Regions from separate parts of the Homo sapiens genome. Here region 1 is linked to region 2. Evidence: read pairs that join two places in POLR2A ChIA-PET (ENCODE). Cell type or tissue: IMR-90. All regions are shown on one strand.

Region 1 (8,000 bases), 230 kb after region 2:
TGTGGAGGTAAAGGCACAACGGGAAAAAGAAGTGGAGGAAGCAGAGCCTTGGGAGGGCATGAGATCCAAGGCCTGGGAGAAGGATGAATGGAAATCCTGGGTTGATCCCATTCTCCTCACACCCTACCCCCTACCCTGTCCCCTGCTCTCATTCTCTCCTCTTCCACCAGCATGCAGGGCTCTGGTGGATGAACTAGAATGGGAAATTGCCCAGGTGGACCCCAAGAAGACCATTCAGATGGGATCTTTCCGGATCAATCCAGATGGCAGCCAGTCAGTGGTGGAGGTAACTGTTACTGTTCCCCCAAACAAAGTAGCTCACTCTGGCTTTGGATGAAATTCGACTGCTTAAAAAGGACCTTGGTTTAATAGAAATGAAGAAAACAGACTCAGAAAAAAGATTTGGCTCTGTCTCATTTGGAAGAAGCTGCAGGCTTATTCCCCATGCACTTGCTTCCTGGCTGCAAACCTTAATACTTTGTTTCTGCTGTAGAATTTGTTAGCAAACAGGGAGTCCTGATCAGCACCCTTCTCCACATCCACATGACTGGTTTTTAATGTAGCACTGTGGTATACATGCAAACATCCGTTCAAAATCTGAGTCGGAGCTAAAAATAAAAAATGAAAAAACAGAAATAAGAATAAAAGGTCTTATCCTCATAATTAGGAAATTTTAATCGAAAACAACACACATGTACACAAAGGTGTATCTAATAAGCAATATATAAGGCAGTGTTAAGATTACAGTGCTAGCCTGGGCATCATGGCAAAACACCAACTCTACAAAAAAATGCAAAAGTTAGCAGTGCATGGTGGCATGTGCCTGTAGTGACAGCTGCTTGGAAGGCTGAGGTGGGAGGATCACTTGAGCCCAGGAGGTCGAGGCTGCAGTAAGCCGTGATTGTGCCACTGCACTCCAGCCTGGGAAACACAGCAAGACCCTGTCTCAAAAAAAAACCAAAACCCAGCACTTTGGGAGGCCAAGGCAGGCGGATCACCTGAGGTTAGAAGTTCGAGACCAGCCTGGCCAACATGGTGAAACTCCGTCTCTACTAAAAATACAAAAAAGTAGCCAGGCGTGGTGGCTCATGCCTATAGTCCCAGCTACTCAGGAGGCTGAGGCAGGAGAATCACTTGAACCCAGGAGGCAGAGGTTGCAGTGAGCCAAGATCGCACCACTGCACTCCAGTCTGGTTGACAAGAACAAAACTCTGTCTTGAAAAAAAAAAAAGGCCGGGCGCGGTGGCTCACGCCCGTAATGCCAGCACTTTGGGAGGCTGAGGTGGGCAGATCACAAGGTCAGGAGATCGAAACCATCCTGGCTAACATGGTGAAACCCCGTCTCTACTAAAAATACAAAAAATTAGCCGGGCGTGGTGGTGGGTGCCTGTAGTCCCAGCTACTCAGGAGGCTGAGACGAAAAGAATGGCGTGAACTCGGGAGGCAGAGCTTGCAGTGAGCTGAGATGGTGCCACTGCACTCTAGCCTGGGCGACACAGCGAGACTCCTCTCAAAAAAAAAAAAAGAAAAGAAAAAAGATTATGGTACTTTAATAGCTGTTGTTCACAGAGCCTACACTACATCTTTAATACTGTGCTTACTGAGGATATTAGTCTCAATTTAAACAAAATTATTATTATTTTTTTGAGATGGAGTTTAGGGCTTGTTGCCCAGGCTGGAGTGCAATGACACGATCTCGGCTCACCGCAACCTCTGCCTCCCGGGTTCAAGCGATTCTCCTGCCTCAGCCTCCCGAGTAGCTGGGATTACAGGCATGCACCACCACACCTGGATAATTTTGTATTTTTAGTAGAGACAGGGTTTCTCCATGTTGGTCAGGATGGTCTCGAACTCCTGACCTCAAGTGAGCCACCCTCCTCGGCCTCTCAAAGTGCTGGGATTACAGGCGTGAGCCACCACGCCCGGCCAAAAATAAAATATTAATGAACACATGGACACAGGGAGGGGAACGTCACACATCAGGTCCTGTTGGGGTGTTGGGGGCTAGGGGAGGGATAGCATTAGGAGAAATACCTAATGTAGATGACAGGTTGATGGGTGTAGCAAACCACCATGGCACATGTATACCTATGCAACAAACCTGCACGTTCTGCACATGTATCTCAGAACTTAAACTATAATTTAAAAAAAAATTATCTTCATCTATAGAAATTAGAAGTATAAGTTGATCAGGTTAATCAAAAAATTCTGTTTATAACTTGGAGCTAATGTTAACTGTCTTGTTTCTTAGAATTGTACAATGAGGTGCCGGGCACGGTGGTTCATGCCTGTAGTCCCAGCACTTTGGGAGGCTGAGGCGGGTGGATTACCTGAAGTTGGGAGTTTGAGACCAGCCTGACCAACATGGAGAAACCCCGTCTCTACTAAAAATACAAAATTAGCTGGGCGTGGTGGCACATGCCTGTAATCCCAACTACTCGGGAAGCTGAGGCAGGAGAATCACTTGAACCCGGGAGGTGGAGCTTGCGGTGAGCCGAGATCGCGCCATTGCACTCCAGCCTGGGCAACAAGAGTGAAACTCCATCTCAAAAAAAAAAAGAAAAAAAAAAAGAATTGTACAATGAGGTAAAATAAAATCATATAGTTGAAACTACTGCCAAGTACAGTGGCTCATACCTGTAATCCCAGCACTCTTGGAGGCCAAGGCAGGCAGATCACTTGAGCACAGGAGTTCGAGACCAGCCTGGGCAACATGGCAAGACCCCGTCTCTACAAAAAAAATATAAAAAAGTAGCTGGGTGTGGTGGTGTGCATCTGTGTGAGGCTGAGATGGGAGGATCACCTAAGCCTGGGAGATCCAAGCTGTAGTGAGCCTCAGTCATCACACCACTGCACTCCAGCCTGGGCAACGGAGTGAGGCCTGTCTCAAAAAAAAAAAAAAAAAAAAAAAAAAGAAGTACTTTGAAACTATCAAGTAAACCATATTAATTTAAAACCAGGCCGGGCGCGGTGGCTCATGCCTGTAATCCCAGCACCTGGGGAGGCCAAGGTGGGCGGATCACTAGGTCAGGAGATCGAGACCATCCTGGCTAGCACGGTGAAACCCGTCTCTACTAAAAATACAAAAAATTAGCTGGGCGTGGTGGTGGGCGCCTGTAGTCCCAGCTACCCGGGAGGCTGAGGCAGGAGAATGGTGTGAACCCTGGAGGCGGAGCTTGCACTGAGCCAAGATAGTGCCACTGCGTCCGGCCTGGGCGAAAGAGTGAGACTCCGTCTCAAAAAAATAAATAAATAAATAAAATAAAATAAATGAAAACCACACTAGGCCAGGCACAGTGGCTCACGTCTGTAATCCCAGCACTTTGGGATGCCGAGGCAGGCAGATCACCTGAGGTCTGGAGTTTGAGACCAGCCCGACCAACACAGAGAAACCCCATCTCTACTAAAAATACAAAAGTTAGCTGGGTGTGGTGGTGCATGCCTGTAGTCCCAGCTACTCAGGAGGCTGAGGCAGGAGAATCACTTGAACCCAGGAGGCAGAGGTTGCAATAAGCCGAGATGGCGCCAATGCACTCCAGCCTGGGCAACAAGAGCAAAACCCCATCTCAAAAAACAAACAAACAAACAAAACTAATTAAAATCAATTAGGGAAAGCTTTTTAGAATAGGTTGTTGGAGCTAGATTTGGAAAGAAAAGTAAGGATATAAATTACTAATGTACAGAGGTAGAAGAGAGTGACCCAAGGCTGAGGACATTTCTAGGTGCCTTATGCCCGCTCAGAGGCCCACCTCACAGAGCTGCTGGAGGAGATATGTGACCGGATGAAGGAGTATGGGGAACAGATTGATCCTTCCACCCATCGCAAGAACTACGTACGTGTAGTGGGCCGGAATGGAGAATCCAGTGAACTGGACCTACAAGGCATCCGAATCGACTCAGATATTAGCGGCACCCTCAAGTTTGCGGTGAGCTATGGGAATCGGTAGCTGGTTCTTGGACATTAAGGGGTTGTTGGAGAACCAATTAGAAAGTTAGGCTGATATCCTTGTCCTCCTCTTTGGAAGTGAAGGCAAGAGGCCTCTTATTGCCCTGTGTCACCCATTTCTCCCTTGGGTTGGCAGTGTGAGAGCATTGTGGAGGAATACGAGGATGAACTCATTGAATTCTTTTCCCGAGAGGCTGACAATGTTAAAGACAAACTTTGCAGTAAGCGAACAGGTAAGCTGCCCCCACTTTATCTCCTGTTCTAGTAGCTCTGTGGAACCTGACATTCCCTAACTCACCCATACACCCCCATCCCAGAAACCTCTGGTATTAGGTCAAGAGCTGTCTTCCATTTCCCTTGGCTTAGGGACTTGGGGTGTTCCTCCACATTTTCTGTCAGCTTTCAGAATTTGTGTCCCCTTGACCCTGAGATACAGGTGAGAGGACAGTGGGGATGTTTTATCATTTATAAGCATATATTCTGCAGAATGGTGGTTGGTGTGTGTTTGTGTCAGCTTGGTCTGGGAAATTTTCTTGATACTGGCAGATATCAGTATGAGAATGGCATATTCCTTTAAATTGTTTGCCATTTGCAGATCTTTGTGACCATGCCCTGCACATATCGCATGATGAGCTATGAACCACTGGAGCAGCCCACACTGGCTTGATGGATCACCCCCAGGAGGGGAAAATGGTGGCAATGCCTTTTATATATTATGTTTTTACTGAAATTAACTGAAAAAATATGAAACCAAAAGTACAAACTGTGTTGTCTTTTCATGCCTGGAATTGCCCTTACATTAAGCTTGAAGATAAGGAGTTATATAGACAGGAAAGATAATGGAGGAGAAAGAAGAGTTTTGGGATTGATACAGGATAAAGGTAGGAGAGGCCTGAACCTTTAATTCTTCTACCTTCTGAGATTCCACTCCACTCATAAACTAGATAAGCTTTCAGTCAGTGCCCACTCAATACCACGTCTTTAGAGTCTAATTGTGGAGAATAGAGGAACCTCCATGAGGAAGCAGGGGAACATAGTGTATGGTAGTGTAGAATTCTAGAAATCCCTTGTGTTCATGGCTGTTGAAACATAAAGTAAGACAGGGCTTGGTCTTGAAGGAAATAACGGATATGCATTATTCTTCCTTCCCTGCCCATCCAGATGGAGGGACCAGCAAGAACAGAGACAGGAAGGGGAAAATGGATGTGACCAACTCAGCTGAAAAGTAAGGGCTTTATCGGATAGGGACAGACGAGGTAAGGAAGGTTGTTTAATGAGAGGCCTTGCTTGCCAGCCTAAGCTTTTAAATTTGATGCCAGTGGCAACAATAAAGTGTATCTATCACTAGCCATTGTCAATCTGGACTATAAGTCTGTCCACAATTCTGTGTGTAGAGATTCCAGACTGGGGCATAGGGATGAAAACCTAAAGGATACCTTCTTTTGGGAAATTCTTTTTTTCTTTTTTTTTCTGAGATGGAGTCCCGCTCTGTCGCCTAGGCTGGAGTACAGTGGCGCGATCTCGGCTCACTACAAGCTCTGCCTCCCAGGTTCACGCCATTATCCTGACTCAGCCTCCCGAGTAGCTGGGACTACAGGCGCCCGCCACCACACCGGCTAATTTTTTTTTTTTTTTTTTTGTGAGACAGAGTCTCGCTCTATCGCCCAGGCTGGAGTACAGTGGCGCGATCTCGGCTTACTGCAAGCTTCGCCTCCCGGGTTCACACCATTCTCCTGCCTCAGCCTCCCAAGTAGCTGGGACTATAGGCACCCGCCACCACGCCCGGCTAATTTTTTGTATTTTTAGTAGAGACGGGGTTTCACCATGTTAGCCAGGATGGTCTCGATCTCCTGACTTCGTGATCCGCCCGCCTTGGCCTCCCAAACTGCTGGGATTACAGGCGTGAGCCACCGCGCCCGGCCTGCACTGGCTAATTTTTTTGTATTTTTAGTAGAGGCAGGGTTTCACCGTGTTAGCCAGGATGGTCTCGATCTCCTGACCTCATGATCCGCCCGCCTTGGCCTCCCCAAATGCTGGGATTACTGGTGTGAGCCACCGCACCTGGCAGAAAATTCTTAAGCACTCTGAGCTTGAGGTATGGTTGTCTCAGGGTTTCAAATGGAATATCTCCGGTCCCAAGAACACCTCAAGGAGAGAAGACCTGAATAAACATTTCAAAGGTTTTAAAAATTACATCATTTTAGAATCTAAAGGAACCTTAGAGGTCGTCTGGTTCACCTCTGCCCATTTTATTGATGAAGAAGCTGAGGCCCAGAGAAGCCATAGAACTTTATGAAGTTCTGTATTTAATGGCAAAACTGGGTCTATAAGCTAACTTTCCCAAGTGCTGACCTGATCTAATATAGCTATAGAGTACCTTCTATTTTAAGTCTTTTTTCTCTAATAATACCTTGCACTAAGCCTGGCGCATAGAATGCATATATTCCACAAAGCTTTCTTGTACCAAAAATCCCTGTGAAATCTGACAAATTAACTAGAGCACAGAGCAAGCACTCTGATATTTGTTGTCAACTAATATCAGCCTGGTGTTAATTCCATCTTCTCCCATCATCCATAAGAAATGCTGTGTTCGCTCTAGTTTTCCAAACCAACTATTATAAAGCTTATTTTTTCTTCTATGATGCATATAAGTAATAATTACATTTTTTCATGTCCCTGAAAGTATACCCAAGGTGCTGTCCATTTCGTGCTTCGTGCCTAAAAATGCCTTTCTTTTCCATCAGAAAGCTTATCAGAAGTATAAATGAGAGTACTCTTCAAGCCAAATGCGGTGGCTCGTGCCCATAATCCCAACACTTTGGGAGGCCAAGGTGGAAGGATCATGATCACTCGAGTCCAGGAGTTTGAGACCAGCCTAGGCAATATAGTGAGACCCCATTGCTACAAAAAATACAAAAATTAGCCGGCATAATGGTGTGCACCTGTGGTTCCAGCGACTCTGGAGGCCAAGGTGGCAAGATCTCTCGAACCCAGGAGGCTGAGGCTGCACTGAGCTGTGATTGCACTACTGCACTCTAGCCTAGGCAACAGAGTGAGACCCTGTCTCAAATACAATAAAGAGAGTTCTCTTCTGGAAACTTAAAACTGTTTTAATTTAGAAAACAAATTATTCATAGTTTTAAATAAATAAATTTAATGTTAATCAGTAACAAGTTACTTGTGATGCACCTTTCTGGTTTGTCAAAGTACAGCTGTTAAGAACTCTCCAGCTGGAGAGACTTTGTCATTGGTACACAAAGGATATGTCCTATATAGGAAAGGGTGGATGTTACCTTCTAGGCTTGATTAAGGATACACTTTGTGGGGTTTTTTTGTTTTTTGTTTTTTTTTTCCTGAGGGAGAGTCTCGCTCTGTCGCCCAGGCTGAAGTGCAGTGGTGCAATCTCGGCTTACTGCAACCTCCACCTCCTGGTTCAAGTGATTTTCCTGACTCAGCCTCCCAAGTAGCTGGGATTACAAGCATGTGCCATCATGCCCAGCTAATTTTTGAGTTTTTTGTAGAGACAGTGTTTCACCATGTTGGCCAGGCTGGTCTCAAACTCCTGGCTTCAAGTAACCCGCCTGCCTCAGCCTCCCAAAGTGTTGGGATTACAGGCGTGAGCCACCGTGCCCAGCAGGAAGATACACTTTGTAAACCTCTTATTTTTTTTATTATTATCATTATTATTATTACTATCTTAGCGAGACAGGGGTCTTGCTCTGTTGCCCAGGCTGGAGTGAAATGGCATGATCATAACTCATTGCAGCCTCTAACTCCTGGCTTCAAGCAATCCTCCTGCCTTGGCCTCCTGAGTTTCTAGGATTACAGGCAAGCACCACCATGCCTGGCTTTGCACATGTTTTAATTCATATCACAAGGAATGCATGAATTTATCTGAACCCTCTGGAGGTTCATTATAATAAATTATAGCCCAGTATTTGGTAGAGCATATGCTCTTAACCTTGTAAATCTGATCAAGCTTCAGATGCCTTCTAACTTAGTTTATCAGTAAAATGTTAGAACTTAACAAACATTTCCGAAGACAGTGTTAAAT
Region 2 (8,000 bases):
CCAAGCCCAGCCAATATTTAGGTTTAATTCTACCATTGTCTTGTATTAGCTGTGTGACTTTGGATAAGTTGCTTGACCTCACCTATAAAATGGGGACAGTTAACAACACCTATGAAATAGGACTGTTGTGGGGATTAAAATAAATGCAGGTAGCCAGGTGTGGTTATTCTTGCCTATAATCCCAGCTACTCTGAAGACTGAGGTGGGAGGATCACTTGAAGCCAGGAGTTCGAGATCAGTCTGGGCAACATAGTGAGACCTTGTCTCTATAAAAAACAGTTTTTTAAAAATCAGCTGGGTGTGTTAGTGTACACCTGTAGTCCCGGCTACATGGAAGGCTAAGGCAGGAGGATCACCTGAGCTCAGGTGTTTGAGGCTGCAGTGAGCTATGATCACACCACTCCACTCCAGCCTGGGACAGAAAGTGAGATCCCCTTTTGCAATAAATAAATAAATATATACATATATGTAAATACAAATAAATACATAAATACATACATACATACATGTAAAACTCTTATCATGCTGCCTGAAACATAAAAGGAGCTGACATCTATTCATTCAATAAATATTCAATGCCCACTTTAGAGTACTAGGTACTACGTTAGGTACCAAGGACAAAATGCTTAGCTAAACCAGACATGGCTCTGGCCCTAATAAAATTTTCAGGAGTATTTAGTGGGGAGAGAGACATTAATCAAATAATCATAAAATAATTTAATAATTACCCACTGTGATAAATGGGCTACCAAAAAAAAGACAAAAAGAAGGCTGTGGCCTATTTTCATTAGACTAGTCAGAAAGATGACATTTAAGTATGAAAGACTTCAAGGATGAGAAGAAACTAGCCATTCGGAGAATGAAAGAGATCATTCCAGAAAGAGGGAGCACACGGTTAAAAGCTATAAGGTGGGACTTTGGAAGGAATAGAAGGCCAGTGAAGCTGGAATGTAATGAAGCATCCGGCCTCTCAGTTTTTAGAAGGTTTATGTGAGTTAAATTTTATAAAGGGCTTAGAACAGTAACTGGTATGCTCAGGAGGCTGAGGGAGGAGAATCACTTGAACCTGGGAGGCAGAGGTTGCAGTGAGCCGAGATCACGCCATTGCACTCCAGTCTGGGCAACAAGAGCGAACGAAACTCCATCTCAAAAAAAATAAAAGAACAGTAACTGGTATGTAAAAATACTGTCTATTATATAAAATAAAACTAAGAAAACAAGGTAATTATTAACTCCAGGGAAAACAAAAATTGAACAAAGGAACTATTATCATAGCATATTATATAGCTTAGCTAGAAATAATACTTATAAAATCATAATAATATAAATACTGAATACTGGTTTAACTAAAAATCATGACACAACTTATACACAGAAGGTGGGAAGAAAGGGGAAGCTGGAACATAAGGGCACGGGGTTTAAGAGAAATAAATCTTTACCCTCTATAACAGAAAGGCAATATCTGATTTGCTGAATCAATACACAAACATAGACTTATAGAATTGCTGAATTCTGGCTGGGCGCAGTGGCTCACGCCTGTAATCCTAGTACTTTGGGAGGCTGAGGTGGGTGAATCACTTGAGTTCAGGAGTTCCAGACCAGCCTGGCCAACATGGTGAAACCTCATCTCTACTAAAAATACAAAAAGTTAGCTGGGCGTGGTGGTGTGCACGTGTAATCCCAGCTACTTGCGTGGCTGAGGCAGGAGAATTGTTTGAACCTGGGAGGCGGAGGTTGCAGTAAGCCGAGATTGCGCCACCGCACTCCAGCCTGGGCACCAGAGCAAGACTCTGTCTCAAAAAAAAAAAAAAAAAAGAATTTCTGAATTTTATATAACTAACAACGAATGATTTGAAAAGGAAATTAAAACTGTTCCATTTCTAATAGCACCAAAAATAATAATATGCTTAAGAATAAGGTTAACCAAGGAGGCAAAAGACTTGTACAGTGAAAGCCAAAAACATTACTAAAAGAAATTGCAGAAGACACAAATATATGGAAAGACACTCCATGCTCATGGATTGGAAGCATTAACATTGTTAAGATATCAGGGCCAGGTGCGGTGGCTCACGCCTGTAATCCCAGCACTTTGGGAGGCCAAGGCGGGTGGATCACGAGGTCAGGAGTTCAAGACCAGCCTGGCCAAGATGGTGAAACCGTATCTCTACTAAAAATACAAAAATTAGCCGGGCTTGGTGGCAGGCGCCTGTAATCCCAGCTACTCAGGAGGCTGAAGCAGAGAATTGCTTGTACCCGGGAGGCGGAGGTTGCAGTAAGCTGAGATCACTGCACTCCAGCCTGGGTGACAGAGTGAGACAGCCTGAGACTCCGTCTCAGAAAAAAAAAAAAAAAAAAAAAAAAAAAGATATCAGTACTACTCAAAGCAATCTGCAGATTCAGTGTAATCCATATCAAAATCCCAAAAATGGGCTAGGTGTAGTGGCTCATGCCTGTAATCTGCAGATTCAATGTAATCCCTATCAAAATCCCAAAGATGGGCCGGGTGTGGTGGCTCATGCCTGTAATTCCAGGCACTTTGGGAGACTGAGGTGGGTGGATCACATGAGGCCAGGAGTTCGACACCAGCCTGGCCAACATGGCAAAACCCCATCTCTACTAAAAATACAAAAATTAGCTGGGCATGGTGGTGCACGTCTGTAATCCCAGCTACCCGGGAGGCTGAGGCAGGAGAGTCACTTGAACCCAAGAGGTGGAGGTTGCAATGAGCCGAGATCATGCCATTGCACTCCAGCCTGGGCAAAAAGAGCAAAACTCTGTCTCAAATAAATAAATAAATAAATAAATAAAATAAAATAAGCAAAGGACTTGAATAGACTTATCTCCAAAGAAGATTTACAAATGACATTTCACAAATGTGAAAAGACGTTCAACATCACTAATCATTAGAGAAACAGAAATCAAAACCATGGGATACCACCTCACACCCATCAGGATGGCTACTTATAAAAAAAAAAAAAAAAAGGCAGAAAACAACAAGTGTTGGTAAGGATGCAGAGAAATTGGAACCCTTGTGCAGTGTTGAAAACAGGACAGTGGTTCCTGAAAAAGTTAAAAATAGACTTGCCATATGATGTAGCAATTCCACTTCTGGGTATATACCCAAAAGAATTGAAAGCAGTGTCTCAAAGGGACACTTGAATGTATTTGTACACTCAAGTTCATAGCAACATTATTCACAACAGCCAAAAGGCAGAAGCAACCCAAGTATCCATCAATGGGAAAATGAATAAACAAATATGTGCTATATGTTGTACATACAATGAAACATTATTCAGGGTGAAAGGCAAGGAAACACTGACACAAGCTACAACATAGGTGAACCACGAGGACATTACACCAAGTGAAATAAGACAGTCACAAAAATATTGTATGATTCCACTTACATAAGGTACATAGGATAGTCAAATTCATCGAGACAGAAAGTAGAACAGTGGTTGCCAGAGGCTGGAGGGAGAGGAGAATGTGGAGTTGTTTAATGGGTATAGAGTTTCAGTTTTGTAAGATGAAAAGAATTCTGGAGATGGGTTGCACAACAATGTAAATGCACTTAATGCTACTAAACTGTATACTAAAATGTTCAAGATGAGCCAGGCAAGGTGGGCGCCTCACGCCTGTAATCCCAGCACTTTGGGAGGCTGAGGTGAGTGGACTGCTTGAGGTCAGGAGTTCAAGGCCAGCCTGACCAACCTGGTGAAAACTCGTCTCTACTAAAAATACAAAAATTAGCCAGGTGTGATGGCAGGTGCCCGTAATCCCAGCTACTTGGGAGGCTGTGGCAGGAGAATCACTTGAACCTGGGAGGCGGAGGTTGCAGTGAGCCAAGATCATGCCACTGCACTCCAGCCTGCACAACAGAGCAAGACTCCGTCTCAAAAAAAAAAAAAAAAGTTCAAGATGGTAAATTTTATGTTATGTATATTTGTCACAATTAAAAATAAAAATAGGCCAGGTGCAGTGGCTCATGCCTGTAAACTCAGCACTTTGGGAGGCCAAGGGGGGCAGATCATGAGGTCAGGAGTTCAAGACCAGCCTGGCCAGCATGGTGAAACCCCGTCTCCACTGAAAATACAAAAAATTAGCCAGGCATGGTGGCAAACGCCTGTAGTCCCAGCTACTAGGAAGGCTGAGGCAGGATAATTGCTTGAACCCACCAGGTGGAGGTTGCAGTGAGCCAAGATCACGCCACTGCACTCCAGCCTGGGAGACAGAGTGAGACTCCATCTCAAACAAACAAACAAAAAAAAAAAAGAAAGAAGGAGAGAAGGAGAGAAAGAGAGAAAAGAAAGAAGGAAGGAAGGAAGGAAGGAAGGAAAAGATCTTACTAAGAAAAAGAGTAGGAGGTAAGGAAACAGAGACTCTATATGGACTACTCTTTCAAGAAGCTCAGGCCAGGCATGGTGGCTCATGCTTGTGATCCCAGCACTTTGGGAGGCTGAGGTGGGAGGATTACTTGAGTCCAGGAGTTCAAGAACAGCCTGGGTAACATGGTGAAACCCTATCACTACAAAAATACAAAAATTAGCCGGGCAGAACTCCTGACCTCAGGTACTCTGCCTGCCTCGCCCTTCCAGAGTGCTGGGATTTTTTTTTTTTTTTTTTTTTTTTTTTTGAGACAGAGTTTCACTCTTGTCACCCAGGCTGGAGTGCAATGGCGTGATCTCAGCTCACTGCAAAATCCACCTCCCAGGTTCAAGTGATTCTCCTGTTTCAGCCTCCCGAGTAGCTGGGATTACGGTGTGCGCCACCACGCCCAGCTAATTTTTGTATTTTTAATAGAGACAGGGTTTCGCCATGTTGGCTAGGCTAGCCTCAAACTTCTGACCTCAGGTGATCCACCCACCTGCCTTGGCCTCCCAAAGTGCTAGGATTACAGGTGTTAGCCACCACACCAGGACAATCGTTAACCTTAATGATCATTTACTATGTGCCAGGCATTCATTACTAACAGCTCAATAAAGTAGATACTAGTAGTATGCCATTAGATATGGAGTTATGGGGGGAAAAGAAGGTCAAGGATAATATTAAGGTTTTTGGTCTGAGCATATGGAAGAATGAAGTTGCCATTTACTGAGACAGAGAACAGTTTTGGCAGGGCAGGGAGGAGAAGAGCAGGCAGGAGCTCTGTTTAAATATGTTAAGTTTGAAATGTCTAATAAATGTCTAAATGGAGGTGTCAGGTGTAATGTTAAATATATAAATCTAAAATACAGGAGGGCAGTCCAAGTTGAGAGTTCCAGTCCAAGTTGAGAGTTCCGTCATACGGGTGCTATTCAAAGCTATGAGACTGGATATAAATTTTTTTTTTTTTTTTTTTTGAGATGGAGTCTCCCTCTGTCACCCAGGCTGGAGTGCAGTGGCACAATCTCAGCTCACTGCAACCTCTGCCTCCTGGGTTCAAGTGATCCTTCCACCTCAGCCTCCCGAGTAGCTGGGACCACAGGCATGCACCACCACGCCTGGCTAATTTTTGCATTTTTGGTAGAGACAGGGTTTCACCATGTTGCCCCAGCTGGTCTCAAACTCCTGAGCTCAAGCAATCTGCTCACCTCAGCCTCCCAAAGTGCTGAGGTTACAGGCATGAGCTACTGCACCCGTCCAAGACCTGGATAAAACTATGAAGAGAGAAGTATAGACAGAAAAGAGGCTCAAGGACTGAGTCCTGGGGTACTCCAAGGTTTAGAGGTCAGGAAAATGAGGAGAAACCAGGAAAGGAACCAGAAAAAGAGAGGCCATAGAAATAAGAAGAAAACCAGGAGAGTGTGGCATTCCATAAGTCAAATGAAGAAAGTTTCTCAAGGAATAGAGTGATCAATTGTATCAAGTGTTGTCGATAGGTTAAGATGAAAGTTAAGAAATAAACATTTACTGGGGCTGGGCGCCGTGTCTCACGCCTGTAATCCCAGCACTTTAGGAGGCTGAGGCGGGCGGATCACGAGGTCAGGAGATCGAGACCATCCTGGCTAACACAGTGAAAATCTGTGTCTACTAAAAATACAAAAAATTAGCCGGGCATGGTGGCGGGCGCCTGTAGTCCCTGCTATTCGGGAGGCTGAGGCAGGAGAATGACGTGAAGCTGGGAGGCGGAGGTTGCAGTGAGCCGAGAACGTGCCACTGCACTCCAGCCTGGGCGACAGAGCGAGCCTCCATCATAAAAAATAAATAAATAAATAAACATTTACTTAATAACATGAGTCACTGCAGACTTTCAAAAAAGCAGTTTTGGTGGAGTGGTAGGAATAAAAGCCTAATTAGTTTGCTTTAAGAGGGAATGAGAGAAGTCTGACATTATCAAAAAATGGAAAGGATGTAAATCTATGACAAATTTTATACATTGTTGATGGAAACAGATTTGGTACAATACTTTGGAAATAAATTTAGCATTATCTCCCAAAGTGGAATATTCGCATACCTGATGGCTCAGCAATCCCACTCTTAGGTAGAAACCCAAGAGAAACTCTAGCACAAGGATACTATATACAGAAGAATGTTCAGAACAGCAATTTCAAAAACAGCAAAAATGAACAAACACAATCTAGAAACAATCCAAAAATCCCTTGGTAGGAGAATGGATAAATTACAGTATATTCACAAATGAAATATTGTAAAGCATGAAAAAATGGATAAACCACATCTATATGCAACATGAATGAATCGTGAAAACACAAAACTGAAGGTAAAAAAACAAAAACAAAAACAGAAGACTATGTGCTGCAATAAGACACTACAGCAGTGGTTGCAAGCACAGATTTGGAACTAGATTACCCGGGTTCAAATCCCAGTTGGGCCATTCACTAGCAGTATGATTTTCAAACTCTCTGTAACTCACTTTTCCTCATCTATAAGATGGGAATAATAATAATGAAGTTGTAAGGATTAAATAAGATAAAATATAGTTATATAACTATATATTATATAGATATAATTATATACAGTTATACAAAGTACTTAGAACAGTGCAAACAAGTTAATTAAACATGATTTTAAAACTATGTTTTTTGGGAAAGACTTTCAGTCCAAAATGGCAGTATAGAAGTAAACTGGCTTCACTTTCTTCCACAGAAAACTAAAACTATGTTTTTAAAAAGTAACAGGGCTGCTGGGCGCAGTGGCTCATGCTTGTAATCCCAGCACTTTGGGAGGCCAAGGTGGGCGAATCACTTGAAGTCAGGAGTTCGAGACCAACCTGGTCAACATGGTGAAACCCTGTCTCTACTAAAAACACAAAAATAAGCCAGGTGTAGTGGCATGCGCCTATAGTCCCACCTACTCAGAAGGCTGAGACATGAGAATTGCCTGAACCCGGGAGGTGGAAGATGCAGTGAGTTGAGATCACGCCACTACACTCCAGCCTGGGTGACAGAGGAAGATCCCGTCTCAAAAAAAAAAAAAAAAAAAAAAAAAGTAATAGGGCTGGGTGCCGCGGCTCACACCTATAATCCCAGCACTTTGGGAGGCCAAGGCAGGAGGATCGCTTGAGGTCAGGAGTTCGAGACCATCTTGGGCAACATAGCGAGTCCCTGTGTCTACAAAAAAATTTTAAAATTAGCCAGGTGTGGTGGTGAGTGCCTATAGTCCTACCTACTTGGGAAGCTGAGGCAGGAGGATCACAGGAGCCCAGGAGTTCCAGGCTGCACTGAGCTACGATCATGCCACTGCACTCCACTCTGGATGACAGAGTGAGACCCTGTCTCCACAAAAAATTTAAAAATTAGCTGGGCATGGTGACGCACATCTGTAATCCTAGCTACTCAGGAGGCTGAGGTGGGAGGATTGCTTGAGCCAGGGAGGTCGAGGCTGCAGTGAGCCACGATCGAGCCACTGCACTCCAGCCCGAGTGACAAAGTGAGACCCAGTCTCAAAAAATAAAATAAAATAAAATAAAATAAAAAGCAAGAGAGTAATAAATACAGAATTTAGGACAGTGGTTAGCTCTAGAAGAGGTGCAGAGGATGAGATGGAGAAATTCATGTGTACGTAAT

The links. ChIA-PET counts read pairs that join two places held together with the same protein. Peaks named below come from ENCODE experiments on the same cell type or tissue, not always from the same donor. Only the 100,000 strongest peaks of a DNase experiment are listed, where the experiment ranks them.
Region 1: POLR2A ChIA-PET joins it to region 2 with 5 read pairs; 4 of 35 experiments call an interaction of 5 or more read pairs at or near these places.

The regions. Positions count from the first base shown.
Region 1 is chr12:56,307,137-56,315,136 of GRCh38, reverse strand. CNPY2 (canopy FGF signaling regulator 2) reads left to right here. Exons shown (of 6, transcript NM_014255.7): 2 at 1-7; 3 at 171-286; 4 at 3,723-3,926; 5 at 4,083-4,179; 6 at 4,542-5,293. The coding sequence ends at 4,585. It overlaps CNPY2-AS1 (CNPY2 antisense RNA 1), which reads right to left and starts at 3,723. Exons shown (of 2, transcript XR_002957416.2): 1 at 2,638-3,723; 2 at 329-608. In IMR-90, no CTCF peak of the experiment used is centred here; no DNase peak of the experiment used is centred here; H3K4me3 peaks cover 247 bases; H3K27ac peaks cover 238 bases.
Region 2 is chr12:56,532,831-56,540,830 of GRCh38, reverse strand. All of the region lies in intron 1 of RBMS2 (RNA binding motif single stranded interacting protein 2), which reads right to left. Among named protein-coding and RNA genes, the nearest start is that of RBMS2, 15 kb to the right of the region's middle. In IMR-90, no CTCF peak of the experiment used is centred here; a DNase peak (open chromatin) is centred at 3,520; H3K27ac peaks cover 218 bases.